Regions from separate parts of the Homo sapiens genome. Here region 2 is linked to region 1. Evidence: read pairs that join two places in POLR2A ChIA-PET (ENCODE). Cell type or tissue: Panc1. All regions are shown on one strand. Each heading gives the region's core, and the rest is flanking DNA. Links, peaks and the distances in the headings are about the cores only.

What was found. Peaks named below come from ENCODE experiments on the same cell type or tissue, not always from the same donor. Only the 100,000 strongest peaks of a DNase experiment are listed, where the experiment ranks them.
Region 2: POLR2A ChIA-PET joins it to region 1 with 5 read pairs; 2 of 35 experiments call an interaction of 5 or more read pairs at or near these places.

What each region holds. Positions count from the first base shown.
Region 1 is chr2:188,295,315-188,298,235 of GRCh38, reverse strand. All of the region lies in intron 1 of GULP1 (GULP PTB domain containing engulfment adaptor 1), which reads right to left. MIR561 (microRNA 561) reads right to left here and starts at 744; the gene lies at 648-744. In Panc1, for the core only: no CTCF peak of the experiment used is centred there; no DNase peak of the experiment used is centred there; H3K4me3 peaks cover 835 bases; H3K27ac peaks cover 2,500 bases.
Region 2 is chr2:187,933,266-187,936,186 of GRCh38, reverse strand. No RefSeq gene overlaps it. Among named protein-coding and RNA genes, the nearest start is that of LINC01090, 350 kb to the left of the region's middle. In Panc1, for the core only: no CTCF peak of the experiment used is centred there; no DNase peak of the experiment used is centred there.

The sequences.
Region 1 (2,921 bases), core at 208-2,707:
GTTATTGGACATCTTTATGACTATAATAACACACATCATCAAGGAAGTAAAAGGAGAGTTTGATCATCAACCAAAGTCCTTTATTACTACACAGTTCCTCAAAGCAGACAAAAATAAAATAAATTACAGAGCATAACATGTAGTTTGACCTTCAAAGATACTTTACAAAATACTGTTTCTTAAAACTCTCATTAGTACTTATAACCCTATGTTTTAATTCACCTAGGTTGAAATCTGGGTAAATGAACCTATTTGCTATTAAAATTTTACTTAAAACATGGTATCTCTTGATGGTTATAAATGGCTATGAAAAAAATTGAGAAGCTAAAATCACATTTATTCTCTTATTTCAATTTTTTATCCCAAATTTGCACGTTTGCTACCATACTACAAATGTTCTGTTTGATTTTTTTTGGCTAAAATTATATTTAAAATTGATATTATCTAATTTAAATACAAACCAAATGAGAACAATAGTTATCACCTCATGAAATATTATACAGCTATAAACAGGCAAATCATTAATGATTCAGTCAGTAGATTATGTATGCTCTGAAATGATTGTCTTTATTTCTATAAGAGGGTAGACTGAAGACTGAGCCCACAGTATTCAGTCTCCTCTCTTATAGAAATAAGGATAGCCATCCATGGTTCCCCCAGGAACTTCAAGGATCTTAAACTTTGCCTTTGTAGCTCTGGCAAAGTTTAAGATCCTTGATGTTCCTGGAGGACTGGTGGATGAAGTTTCAAGAAATGGATCAACTGTAACACCTAATATTAAGAAAAAGCTGTACCATACCAGGAAAACACTACATTTGTATAAAATTCTCACTTCACAATACCTGATAAACTTATCAGTAGTATCTAACTTCTAAGTAGTGAATTTACCTTCTTACAGTAGTTAACTGTACATGTGCTTGTGTTCTACTTAAGAAGAGTAGAAAGGGCTTCCATGAGTATGCCATCATTAGAGCCTACAACAAAGAATGTAGGTAGAAGATCTTGCCAACTATTTTTCTCTTCTTTCGGAGGTATAAATAGAAGTCTAAAAACACTTTTAGAATTTGGAAAAAAGAAAAAAAAAAGGATTTCTAGGATTTCTAGCAATACTTATCTGGGAAACATTTTTAATTAGTTGTTAAAATTGGGCTCAAAAATATCAATTAACTGAAGCTATTTTTCCCTACAGAAAAACTATAGCACAAATAGAGAAACATCAAAGAATATATATGTATCATAAGTATGCACACACAGAAAGGGAGAAAGAAATGGAGACAGAGAGAGAGACAGACAAAGAGAGAGAGAACGACAGAGACAGAGAGACAGAGAGAAAGTAGTCCCCCAAAATATGGAAGTTTCTAAGGTCTATTCTGAACTTCTTCATCAGGAGGTATATGATACAGCTGATGTATAGGTACATTTATATAATGTTAATAGCAAAAAACAAACATGAAATAAAGGCAGGTATTGATATCTAGATGCACTCTCTTAGTTGCATCCTAGAAAATACATACAAGGCTATTCAAAACTTCCTTTAAAAAGCCATATTAATCTTTGCAATTTAGCACAAAATATACTGAAAATCTTAATTTCTATATAAGTTAACTTACTTATTCATATTATGTGTGCAAATTAGGGCAGCCTTTTCAAAACTATTTTTAAGTATACTACACTGAAAGACAAAACTAATTTCAAATTCGCCATAACTATACCATTTCAATGTAAACAGAAAATTGACACTTACTATCCCACACAATATTTGAGTCAATTAACTGTCCTCTGATGACAATCATGCATGGTAAGCATCATTAGAGTGGCTGAAAACATTTCTTAGGCATAAAACAAACAAAAAACTCGCAAATAACAAGGGCCTGAAAACAGTATAAGCATTGTTTTCTAAGTCTTACTCTGGAACAATGACTTTTAGCCATTCTCTTTAAAAATAAAGGCCTGATTTCAATTTCATATCCCCAGTATTTGAAAGTGAAGCGATTTCTCCATTCAAAGTTATACCATTTTTTCCTCTTCCAATCTGAGTATATTTTATGCTCTTATGGGAAAAAGCTTAAGTTTCCTGATCTCTAAATGCATTAAGGCAAACAATATTAGATCCACCAGCCTCTAATACGTTTAGGGACCAGGGCTCATGGCAGTTATGCAGTTAGCTTCTGTAACTATCTTTGAATTCATTATTATACTGAAATAAAATAACTTTTTTTATTCTTTAGAGGTTTTAGAAAACAAATTGCAATATCGCGAATTGAATCACAAATACATCACTCTGCTAAGTAAAATTTAAATTAAAATCACCTACCATTCATCAATGGAAATAAGAATTTTAAGGATTTCTAATTTAAAATGAAAGGTAAAATTTGACATTTTATATTAAAATTACCCTAATATATCCTCAAACAGCCACTTGTTCAAGGATACCCATAGTGTAAGTTTCAACCCAACTACTATATCCCATATACACGTGCTTTTTACAGATTCACTATTAATTATAATATAAAGTCTAAAAATAAAAGCTATGACTAGGTATTTTAGCAAAAGACTTTATCCTTTAAACAATTTATCTATACTTATTCTGTTTTCTCTAATAAGTTGATCTGTTCACCCGAAAAAGAGTTAAGTTAAACATCCATGACTGTAGCACAGTACAATGAACCATAAAAATATGTAGTATATTTTACTAATTGACATGTCACACTAAAAAGTAAATATTTCACAATGATCATAATGAATCAACAATGAACAGGCTCATAAATTATAGACAGAAACATAGGCAATAAATGATATGTTGGAAAAATGTTTAAGAAGTAAAATAACATGCACAGAAATCACAGAGCTGAGAAGTTCGGTGCTGATTGGAATACAGGCCCGATGATGCATGATATGCATGCAACAAACATTGGCTGGAT
Region 2 (2,921 bases), core at 136-2,635, 360 kb after region 1:
TCAAACAGCCTGGTCTTATATTAAGAGTTATTTTAATCATTTACTGTACTTGTGGCCATATTGTCCTCATAACTACAAATATTTAAAAATAGTTGATGAAATAATTTCAGGTAATTTCTCACCCATTATTACTTTGATCAAGGTGATTTCATTTTTCAGTTTAAATTATTTTATATTTACAAACGCCATATGTTATAAACTTTTAATTTAGTTCTGTGGTGAAATGTGGGTGCATATGTGCATGTGGGTATACATACATATATGATAGGGGCAGGAGGCAGACAAATTCCTAGGTAGATTGGGGCGGGTCCCTGGTGAAACTGAACCTTCAAACCAAAGAACCTGAAGCCCGAAAACCACGCTCTCAGTTCCAGGTGAAATCCACCACCTGGAGTGAGATTTTTGCCTTTCCACCAATTAAATGGTGCTTTTTCCAGGCCCTCCCATTGATCAATCAGGATGCACTTCCTTCATTCTGAGTCCATAAACACCTGGGACTCAGCTACACATCAGGACTCCGCATCTGCAGGTGGGAGCCACCCACTTGGGTCTCCTCCCTACTAAGAGCTGTTTTGCTGCTTAATAAAACTCTTCTCCATCTTGCTCACTCTCCAGTTGTCCATTTAACCTCATTCTTCCCGGATGTGAGACAAGAAGTCAGGGCTCACTGAGTGGCAGGCACGGAAAGGGCTGTAACATGTTTTTGGCTGGCTTGCCAAGCTGTGAACTGTGACACACTCCTGTTTGCCAGACAGCAGGAGTGAAGAGTGGCAGCCCTTCTCAGGATTTCCTGAGCCAGAGCTGTAACACTATAGCCCCCCTGCCCACCGCTGGCATCGAGTGGCTTCCCCATGTGATGGGAAGTGGCAGCGGGGCCAGGCCAGCCTGGAAACTAAGCCGGAGCAAGGCAGCAGGACTGAATGAGCTGAAACATGCCACTCCACCCCCACTTGCTGAGCTGCTGGCAACAGGATTGAGAGAGTTGTAGCGTGCACCCCCCCACCCCTTGGAGCTCTGCAGTTGCTGACATCTCTGAGTTTTCAGGTGATGTCATGTTCCTCATCCACACTCCAGCACCTGCATTGGAAGCTGTTTATGGTATGCCTGGTTCAGCCACAGCCTCGCATGGAGCCAGCACCTGTGATGGCACCTGGAGCTGTCCACCCCACCACAGCAGCCAGCTCACTTGGCTATGCACAGTGGCTGGACAACACACTCACTTGCTCACACACCCTTCATCACTCCATGCCTGGCTTGCGCTCGGTGGGCATAGGATCCAAGTCAGTAGCATGAGCCAAGCACAGCCTGCTGAGCCAAGTGGGTGGAATGAGCCCAGTGGGTGTGAATGAAACTCAAGCAGAGGTGCCACCGGTCACAAAGGTTTCTGGCTGGCAAAGTGACACCTAAAGGATCCTGTGACATTTCTGGGGCCTCATCTGGGATCTGCAGAAGACTGAATAAAAGTGAACTTGCTGCTTTCTGTCCTTCTTTTCAGAGTCCCGAAAGTCCACAATAACCAGAATGAAAGAAAAACATCGGCCTCTGTTGGCCAGATAACACTGACTAGCGTGGCTGCTGGACTGAAGACAGGGAGGACAGGCTTGCCCAGGAGGACACTGTTAATCCCCCATCACTCTCAGGTGTTGGGAATGTTGGCTTTTTTCCAATCCAGTTTCCATTCACGGATGTCTAGCCATAGCGTCAGATTGGAGTAAGGTCCTGGGGCAACTGATGGCATCTAGCTGAGGCCACACGTTGGTGTTGCCTGAAAGCCCCAAGACCAGCTGCAGTCTCCAACAGCCCAGTAGGGTGTGAGCGCTAGGACTTGCATTCTTTCCTGTCACATTATCTTTCTTTCGTGGCTGTCATGGCTCCTATCTTTTTTTAATATACAATGTTAAGGGTGTTGTTGCAAACCAGAGAGATAGTATAGTCATCAGGAGTGTAATCCAGAACAGTGTGGTTTCTATCTATTCTTAGAAGCAAGAAGGATGTAATGATTGAAAGCTTTCTTTCCTCTCTTGAAGAAATTTATTAGCATGGGGCAAGAGGCTACTTCCCCCAGGCACCCCTCTGTCCCCTGAATTTAAGTTTTTTTTGTTTTTATTTTTGTTTTCCACCATGGCAGGAGCCAACATAATCCTGAAAATACCAGGATTTTTTCCATGCAAAGATTGATTTTTTTTTCCTTTCGGGAGGCATCTTATTAGGCCAGGTCCCCAATTCCTGAGACTCCCTCTTTCTCCCTTATTTGAGGAGAACCTGGTTCCACAGCTTCATGTTAGCATTCTGCTTATGATAGGGAAGCAGTGGAGAAGCTGCCCTGATGGTTGCTGACTGCAATTTTGTGAGGGCGACATGGGACTAATTTAATGGGTCCATACACCCTCCTGAGGCACCTTTTTGTCCTAAATTTGATTCCAAGCTTTGGTTTGAAGCCCTAAAAAGGAAAACTAGATCTGAGGCACCCAAAGGTAGTTACAGTGGAAGACCAAGGCACAATGCAGGTGAATATGACTATCCCTGCCAATTAGGTCTTCCCACTTCATGGGTGGAGAACTCGCTCACATCCATGGCATAGACAAGGACTAGGGAACCCACAGGTTACCAACAGTGTGAGGATAGGGCAGCATAGGTAAGTGAGAATATCCCTACCCACTAGGCCTCCCTGCTATATGGGTGGAGCCTTTCGTGGATGCCAGGACTTGGGAAGGAAAGGAAAGAAAATAGGGGACCTTTTTTTCTCTTCTCACAAACCCTGGGTTTTCACTGGAAGAGAGAGGAACTAAGGGATGCCTTTTCCCCTCTCTTCCAGTTGGGTTACCAATCATTTTCAGCCTTTACTCCTCCTGAATGCATCCTGAATCACTGGAACTTCTCTGACCCTCAGACTCTGGAGAAAAAGTGCATCATATTCCTTT